2 separate regions of the Homo sapiens genome follow, and region 2 is linked to region 1. Evidence: read pairs that join two places in POLR2A ChIA-PET (ENCODE). Cell type or tissue: GM12878. All regions are shown on one strand.

Region 1 (5,000 bases):
CAGCCTCTATGGAAAGTGATCTGGCAAATTTATAATGTTAAAATTAGAAATCCATTTCCCTTGATCTGGAGTCTGTTACCAGCTAATTTATGCCACAGAAATAAAAGCATAAACACATGTAAGAACTCCTGTATTTCTACAGGTGGTCTTAGTGTCAGAAAGCTGGAAACAAAGTGATCACTTATGAACAGTGAAATAGATGAATATAACACACCTGTACTGTAGAACGGCATGCAATCATTATTAGAATAAATGAGAGTTATATCAAAATGGCTTGGACAATATCCAAGAGGTACTGCTGGTAAGGAAGGCCAAGGTGCAAAAACATTTCAAGTAGGATTCTGTTTTGAAATACAATTATATAATAATACCAGACATTTTATCTGAAACAGAGGCTATATTAATATTACATTTATAAAAAGATATGGACATTTAAATTACTTACCTGACGTGGATTTTGTTGACCAAATTTAACTTGATGTGTGACAGCCTTGATAAACTTCTGTTGCTTTGCTCCTTTCTTATTCTTCAAACCGAAAGTTTTGTCCTACATGAGAAAGAGCACAGAAATATCTTAGCAATTTATGTTACCATATATATCCTCCAATGATATCTAAAAATCATTATTTTTATTGATAATTATTCTTTACTAATATAAAAACATGCAAAACACTAAACATCAAGTCAAGGCAATATATGACCTTAAATCATCACCCAGATTCTTTACAATTCAATATGTACTCAACATTATCATCATTAAACCTGTTATTCTATGAAGCTTTTTAAATTTTATTATTTTTATATATATTTTTTATTATACTTTAAGTTCTAGGGTACATGTGTACAACGTGCAGGTTTGTTACATATGTATACATGTGCCATGTTGGTGTGCTGCACCCATTAACTCGTCATTTACATTAGGTACATCTCCTAATGCTATCCCTCCCCTCCGCCACCCCACAACAGGCCCCGGTGTGTGATGTTCCCCTTCCTGTGTCCAAGTGTTCTCATTGTTCGATTCCCACCTATGAGTGAGAACATGAGGTGTTTGGTTTTTTGTCCTTGCGATAGTTTGCTAAGAATGATGGTTTCCAGTTTCTATGAAGCTTTTTCTAAAGCATATTTTGGATATCAGTTCTATGGGATGTGCAAAGTTCTTATATTGGGATAAGAAGTCCTGTAGTTAAATACATTTAGGAAAATGCTTGATTAAAAGGATTCTTAATTCTTAAGCACAAGGTATCTTACAGCCCTTATCAGAGGGAATATAATAATATGCAGCACCTCCAAATCATCCTTTGTAGCAGAATCCATTTTTACTCAGAGTATCTTGAGAGGTTATACGATACTGAACACATTTTTGGGACTACTACATAAGAAGAGGAAGATACATTCAGTTCTGGACTGGTTTTTTAGTTAATAAATGTTATCCTCTCAAAAACAATTAAATTTAATAAAGAAATCAAACTACTGAAATGTATACATTCCTAGTTATTGCTAAGATGGAAATACTAAAAGTATGTAAATTAAAAGCAACATTTTCTTTAAATCTGGAATATTAATACAGTAACTTGGTAATATTCAATATAACAGCAGCTATCACTTATGGAATGCTCATTATGTGCTAAGCACTAATGGTGATCCTTGGCTATCTACTCATATTTAGTAAGTATGCAGTATGGGGTTGGGGGGAGAAAAACATTAAAAAAAATAAGTATGCAGTACAAAAACATATAGAAGCCATTGCACAAGTATGAGCAAGCGTGTGTGTGGAGGGGAGCAGTGGTCTGTAGTGGGCTGAATTTTGGAATGTCCCCCAAAATTCAAGTCCACCTGACCATAAATTTGACTTTATTTGGACGTAGGTCTTCACAGATGTAATGAGTTAAGATGACATCATACTAGATTAAGGTAGGCCCTAGATCCAATAACTGGTGCCTTAATAAGGACCACACAGGCACAAAGTGAAGGAAATGTGAAGACAGAGTGACACTGCTATATAAGCCAAAGAATGCCAAGGATTGACAGATGCCACCAGAAACTAGGACAAGGCAAGGAAGAATTCTTCCCTACAGTCTTCAGAGGGAGGGAGCATGGCCCTGCTGACACTAATTTCAGACTTCTAGCCTCCAGATCTCTGAGAGAATAAATTTCTGTTGTTTTAAGTGACCCAGTTTGTAGTCATGTTACAGCAGTTCTAAGAAACTCATATAGCAGGCTTGACTAGTGAGCTTCTCCCTAAGGTGAATGTGTGACAAGCCTGACAAGAAACCAAATGCTAATATCTGAAATATTTTTTCTGGGTCTTTTCTGGTTCTCTGGAGAAAGATCCTCCAGCTGGGAGGGCAATAAGTCTAACTGTAAACAAGAGAAAAGAGCAGGTAGAAGGGGTCTCAGTTTACTGTACAGACTTACTAGCTTCCATTTTCAGGCTCACATCCCACCTCCTCTGTGCTTAGTGTTCCAGAAGCAGAGAGGCCTGTTCTCTGCCACCTCCCACCTCCAAGAAGACCCCTCCTGTTTCTTGCAGAGGTAGTCACCTGGCTGAGCTGTAGTAGATAAGAATTATTAATTACTCCTAACACTTTTAACTTCTAGTTTTCAGCCTCTTGCCTTCTGTATTACCTAGTGCTTCCCATTGTTGAGTTTTTTTTTTTTTTCATAATTTTGCAGAGGAAATGCACTTGCTTCTTACAGGCACACTCCTAGACAGGCACTCAGACATAACCGCTCTGCTCTAAGTCAGTTACCAACTCATCCATCTACTGCCAATCTTCATATGCTGAGGTCCAAGATTACAGATGTCTTCTAATTTCAAAATAGAATTTGTATTTCTTTCTCATTCTCTTGTTTATGGGTGGTTTTAGAGAGGAAGAAGAGGCAAAAAGGTCTTCTCAAAGTAATTTGAGACCCTCTGAGTGGCATTTAGTATGAAACAAGTGGCCATTTTATAGCCTTTATTTTGCTATTATTTCTAAGGGAAAGGAAAAGTAATAATGAGTAGAAAGAATAATAGATACAAAATACCACCACGTGGACAAGCTAGAAAAAGAAAACAATAGTACTGAAACAATTAGTATTTAAAAACATACAACATGACATAATGTTTACAGCAACCTCAAAATCAGTAAAAGATCTTTCAATAGTCTTAAGACAAAAAAGTACAGAGGGTTTTGCTTCTAAATGGTTATCTCTCATTGGGAAATATCTCTTTATTCATGACATCTATATCCATATACCAAAACTTTGCTTTCCTCTACTTAAATGCTTGTTTCATGATTTAACATCCCAACATGGTATTATACAAAATTCTACATGAATTTTCTACAGCCTATGTGTATGAAAAAAGGTAAGAAGCACAAACAAGCTGGATGTTTCTGCACTGAGCCTTTTACGGATGGCTTCCCTTGTTTCTATAAAGAAAGTTTAACACTCAATTCAATTTGAAGAAAGATGGTCAACATAATGTGATACATACAGATGAACACAGTGCAGCAACTAAGTATAAAATGCCATACTTTTCCTTTACAAAAAGTGAGCTCTCACGGGAGGGAGAGGAGGCTCTAGAAAAAAATATGATCAGGATTAAACAGCATCTACAGGTGCTCTGCCAGAGAAAATAAACTGCGGTTCAACCCATGCTCCATCTGTAACTACAGAGAAGAAACAATGAATAAATAAGGCCAAATAGCAAAGCAGATACTGCCAGATAGACTTAGGAAAGAAAAATGTCCCCTAAGGGGACCTGGCCAGTAAGAAAAGAAAGCACTCACAATGGCAGTTTCTGGTAAAGGTGTATAAACTCCCGATCCCAGAAGAAGAAAAAAAAAATCAGGTTTCATTACACTGCTCTGGCACATAAATAACCAGTTTAAAGAGATAATAAGTGAGTTGTGTTCACCTCTAAGTTAGAGCTCAGAAATTAACATTTTTCCACAGAGAAAGGGGACACTTATTTATCTAGTATTCACTAAACATAAACATAACCCCTGAATATATACTTTATTGAATCCTCTCAACAATTCTATGATACACAGAAACTCAGAAATGATAAATTCATTTGAAGTTAAGTCATTAATAAGGGGCTGGCTGTATAGTGCAAGCATTTAGAAGCATAAACTCTGGAGCCAGACTGCCCAAATTTTAATCCCAAACAGAGCTGGGTAAATTACCCTCTTTGCCACAGTTTCTTATTTGTAAAGTGAGTCTCACTTAGGGTTGTTGTGAAAGTTAAAAGATTTACCTCAGAGAGACAGTGGTGGACAGCAAGGACTCTAGAGGCAGACTTCCTGTGTTAGAATCCCTGGCACAGTTACTTGCCAGGTTAGTAAACTTGGGCAAGTTATTTAATATCTATGCCTGTTTTCAAAACTGCAAAAAGGGTAATAATACATATCCCACTGAGAGAATCAAAGGAGCTAGTATATTTATCACTTGTAGTTGGCTTGTCTCTCTTCTCTCCTTCTCCCCAAAACACTGAGAACCTTGTCTGGGCCAGTAAATGTTAACTATTAAGTGACAGATGATATTTGAACCTAGGTATATTTGACTCCAAGCAAATTCCTTCTACAGTTTTTAATAAACTACTTCCCAGAGAAACCTCATTAAGTTATTGGGCTGGTTGGTGCGCAATAACCTTTCTAAATATCACACTGCAGATCTGAGATACCAATAGCACCTCTTGAAAACAGAATGATTTGCAATTTGGAGAAGTTCAAAAAGGCTTCTTCCTGAGTTTAGGACAGAGCCCTACCTAAAGATTAACCTGAATTACAAGGTAGAAAAAAAGGAGGTTACAGTCAACCCCAAACCACAGTTAAAATAAAACTAGGAGAATAATGGTCCTCATTGGATTAATAAGGTCCCAAAAGTTAACATGATAGTAAAGGAACTGCGTGTTTATGTGTGTTTCAGAAGACAACTTGGGACATGAATACAGAGGAGTCTCGAAAGAAAAGGATGACTTCCTGAGGCTCCAAGAGCCTTAACACTCAGTAAAT
Region 2 (5,000 bases), 94 kb after region 1:
AACTAGAAATACCATTTGACCCAGCCATCCCATTACTGGGTATATACCCAAAGGACTATAAATCATACTGCTATAAAGACACATGCACACGTATGTTTATTGCGGCATTATTCACAATAGCAAAGACTTGGAACCAACCCAAATGTCCAACAATGATAGACTGGATTAAGAAAATGTGGCACATATACACCATGGAATACTATGCAGCCATAAAAAATGATGAGTTCATGTCCTTTGTAGGGACATGGATGAAAGTGGAAATCATCATTCTCAGTAAACTATCGCAAGAACAAACAATCAAACACCGCATATTCTCACTCATAGGTGGGAATTGAACAATGAGATCACATGGAAACAGTGGCATTTCTAAATAAAGTCTGATCACAAGCTTCTAAGTGTACTAATACTTACTACATAGCATTACTACTAGAAACATATAAGTAAGATTCTTCTTCCAAAAGTTTAAGTTTCTGTTCTGGATTATAAAAGCATAAGTAGCATTATTGCTTCTAAAATTCATATTTAAGGCTCTTAGTAATAGCGATACTATATTCAGAGATGAAGAAGTATAATATTTCCTTATAATAAAAAACTCTACTATAAATTTTCTTGATTAACTTTTATCCTGTTTTCTACATCATAACTGATATTAGAACTTCCTTATTTCAAAGGAATATTTCTTATTCCTTCTTAGTCCTTAGGAATATAACTGATTTTTGTTGCTTTTGATAGGTAAGTAAATGAACAAACAGATGGAACTATAAAAAATTATTTACAGGACTGATAAATGTGCTTGCATTTGTCACATTTTAGAGCTATGTCTATGAATAGTAACTACTAATCTTTTCTTCATTTTTCTTCAGGACTGAATTTGTAAGAAAAGTTTTTGTATTCTCCTAAATTGTCACATCATAGAGACTATATTTCACTTATCAAAAAGCTTCCTGTGAGACCATTTCTCCATTGGTAAGCCTTCAAACCAGTAGGCTATATTTGCTGCAGTTAATCATATAAAACCATCTGCCAGCATTATGAGAAAATCTTGTCCCATTCAAATTCCTGAAGACATATTCTGATTACAAAATGTTTCATAGGTATTGAAGCTTAGGAAAACTAAAATTAAGGTTAGACTATATTTTATTAACAACTGCATGTTGATTACTTTTGTTAATGAAGGATAAAAAATGATCACTATTTACATTCTTATAGTTATTAACATTCAATTATCAGAAATAAAATATTGTACACAGGAATACAAGTACCTCTGGAAAGTTTACTTTCCAAGTAGAATTGTTTCAGAGTTTAAATTTGTACTGGCCAAAAAAAAAAAAAACTTGTACTGGCTTGGAACTTTATAAGTAAATTGTTATTGATGGTGGGATGGGGCTGAGTGGTAGCCAGAAATGGAAGTGTATTTTATATTCATTTGCAGTCAGCAGAAAAATCCAAAATAATCGTGGCTTAAACAAGATATTATGTATTTCTGTCTCACACAAATGTCTGGAAGTAGATGATACAGGATTGGTGTAGTCGTCTCATAATGTTGGAGTTGATATTGTGTTTTTTCTATATTTCCCTTCAATATTGTGTCCTTTCTGCATTTCCAATATCCCCCCATGATTGAATAATATTACCCCAGCTCCAGATATCTCATCTGCATTCTAGACAACAGGAGGGGTAAAGTGAGAAAGAAGGGATAAAGAACATGTGTAGCTTTCTATTGAGAATGATTCTTAATTTCTATTAAGAATGATTTGCTAAGAACACTTTATATTATTTGGCCACTTCTTATTCACACAGCTACCTTTAACTGCAATGGAGTTTGTGAAAATCTTCTTTCTTCTGAGTGTTTGTGGGTCTAGATAAAATTCAGATTTTATGACTAGCTTTATGATGAGGTAGTGAGGAACAACTACTCACTGGCATAGGTAGTCTTTAACATAAAATAATAGCTTTGTAATGCATTTTTGAAAAAAAATTGTTAATGGGGTTCAGAGAGAAATCTTGTCTTAAACCTAAGCATTTAGCTTAAAAAATAAGCTTATTGGGTATTTACAGAAAAAAAAATTATTTTTAATGAAATGGAAACTTCGCATATAATAGAAATGTCTCCATTATGTAAATTATTATTAATCCAAATAATTAATTTAAAGCATGATAGCAGCCAAATGTCAAGTTTAAATTAGCCAGCATTGAAAGAAGATTTGATATAAATAAACATGCTCAGACATAACTCATATGGGAACTTTTCAGTAATATGCATTGCTATGGATAATTTCAATTTTTTTGATCAGTTAAATATCTTTGTTTATATTCTGTTGGACAAAATTAATATTATTTTATTTAGCAAATGTAATATTTCAAAATAGAGAAATTGAACTTTACCAAAATTATTATTTTTTATTTCAACAAAGGACATTATCAATAAAGTTTAAAAAATACCTCACAGAATGAAAGAAATATTTGCAAAGCATATGTCTGATAAGAGTCCAGTATCCAGAATATATAAAGAATTCTTCCCACTCAACAATAACAAAATAAATGACCCAATTGAAAAATGGGCCAAGGATCAGAGCTCACATTTCTCCAGAGAAGATATACAAATGGCTAATAAGCATGTGAAAACATGCTCAACATCATTAATCATTAAATAAATGCAAACCAAACCTCAATAAGATACCACTTCCCACCTTTAGGACAACTATAACCAAAAAAAAAAAAAAAAAAAAAGAGAAAAAGAAAAAAGAAAAAAAATGTTGGAAAGGATGTGAAAAAGGCAAAGCTCTTGTACATTGCTGATGAGAATGGAAAGTGGGGAAGCCGTCATGCAGAACTGTTTGGCGGGTGCTCAAAAAGTTATATATAGAATTATGGTGTGATCTGGCAAGTTTTCTCCTAGATATATACTCAAAGAATTAAAAACAGGTGTTCAAACAAAAACGTGTACACTAGTGTTCATAACAACATCATTTGTCCCAACCAACGGGGGAAGGAACCAAAATGCCCATCAACAAATGAATGGATAACCGAAATATGGTATATCCATACAATGGAATACTGTTTAGTCATAAAATGTAATAAGTACTGATTTATGCTACAACATGGATAAAACTTAGAAACATTATGTTGTGAACATACCAGAATCTCTGGGACACATTTGAAGCAGTGCGTAGAGGGAAATTTATAGCACTAAATGCCCACAAGAGAAAGCAGGAAATATCTAAAATTGACACTCTAACATCACAATTAAAAGAACTAGAGAAGCACGAGCAAACACACTGAAAATCTAGCAGAAGGCAAGAAATAACTAAGATCAGAGCAGAACTGAGGGAGATAGAGACACAAAAAACCCTTCAAAAAATCAACGAATCCAGGAGCTGGTTTTTTGAAAAGATCAACAAAATTGATAGACTGCTAGCAAGACTAATAAAGAAGAAAAGAGGGAAGAATCAAATAGACACAATAAAAAATGATACAGGCGATATTACCACAGTTCCCAAAGACATACAAACTACCATCAGAGAATACTATAAACACCTCTACGCAAATAAACTAGAAAATCTAGAAGAAATGGATACATTCCTGGACACATACACCCTCCCAAGACTAAACCAGGAAGAAGTTGAATCCCTGAATAGACCAATAACAGGCTCTGAAATTGAGGCAATAATTAATAGCCTACCAACCAAAAAAAGTCCAGGACCAGACAGATTCACAGCCAAATTCTACCAGAGGTACAAGGAGGAGCTGGCACCATTCCTTCTGAAACTATTCCAATTAATAGAAAAAGAGGGAATCCTCCCTAACTCATTTTATGAGGCCAGCATCATCCTGATACCAAAGCCTGACAGACACAACAAAAAAAGAGAATTTTAGACCAATATCCCTGATGAACATTGATGCAAAAATCCTCAATAAAATACTGGCAAACCGAATACAGCCACACATCAAAAAGCTTATCCACCATGATCAAGTGGGCTTCATCCCTGGGATGCAAGGCTGGTTCAACATATGCAAATCAATAAACGTAATCCAGTGTATAAACAGAACCAAAGACAAAAACCACATGATTGTCTCAATAGATGCAGAAAAGGCCTTTGACAAAATTCAACAGCCCTTCATGCTAAAAACTCTCAATAAATTAGGTATTGATGGGACGTATCTCAAAATAATAAGAGCTATTTATGACAAACCCACAGCCAATATCATACTGAATGGGCAAAAACTGGAAGCATTCCCTTTGAAAACTGGCACAAGACAGGCATGCCCTCTCTCACCACTCCTATTCAACATAGTGTTGGAAGTTCTGGCCAGGGCAATCAGGCAGGAGAAAGAAATAAAGGGTATTCAATTGGGAAAAGAGGAAGTCAAATTGTCCCTGTTTGCAGATGACATGATTGTATATCTAGAAAACCCCATTGTCTCAGCCCAAAATCTCCTTAAGCTGATAAGCAACTTCAGCAGTCTCAGTATACAAAATCAATGTGCAAAAATCACAAGCATTCTTATACACCAATAACATACAAACAGAGAGCCAATTCATGAGTGAACTCCCATTCACAATTGCTTCAAAGAGAATAAAATACCTAGGAATCCAACTTACAAGGGATGTGAAGGAACTCTTCAAGGAGAACTACAAACCACTGCTTAACGAAATAAAAGAGGACACAAACAAATGGAAGAACATTCCTTGCTCATGGGTAGGAAGAATCAATATCGTGAAAATGGCCATACTGCCCAAGGTAATTTATAGATTCAATGCCATCCCCATCAAGCTACCAATGACTTTCTTCACAGAATTGGAAAAAACTACTTTAAAGTTCATATGGAACCAAAAAAGAGCCCGCATCACCAAGACAATCCTAAGCCAAAAGAACAAAGCTGGAGGCGTCACGCTACCTGACTTCAAACTATACTACGAGGCTACAGTAACCAAAACAGCATAGTACTGGTATCAAAACAGAGATATAGACCAATGGAACAGAACAGAGCCCTCAGAA

The links. Peaks named below come from ENCODE experiments on the same cell type or tissue, not always from the same donor. Only the 100,000 strongest peaks of a DNase experiment are listed, where the experiment ranks them.
Region 2: POLR2A ChIA-PET joins it to region 1 with 10 read pairs; 3 of 35 experiments call an interaction of 5 or more read pairs at or near these places.

The regions. Positions count from the first base shown.
Region 1 is chr2:186,490,780-186,495,779 of GRCh38, reverse strand. It overlaps ZC3H15 (zinc finger CCCH-type containing 15), which reads right to left. Exons shown (of 10, transcript NM_018471.3): 2 at 446-547. Among named protein-coding and RNA genes, the nearest start is that of ZC3H15, 7.0 kb to the right of the region's middle. In GM12878, no CTCF peak of the experiment used is centred here; no DNase peak of the experiment used is centred here; H3K4me3 peaks cover 1,596 bases.
Region 2 is chr2:186,397,076-186,402,075 of GRCh38, reverse strand. No RefSeq gene overlaps it. Among named protein-coding and RNA genes, the nearest start is that of ZC3H15, 87 kb to the left of the region's middle. In GM12878, no CTCF peak of the experiment used is centred here; a DNase peak (open chromatin) is centred at 2,845.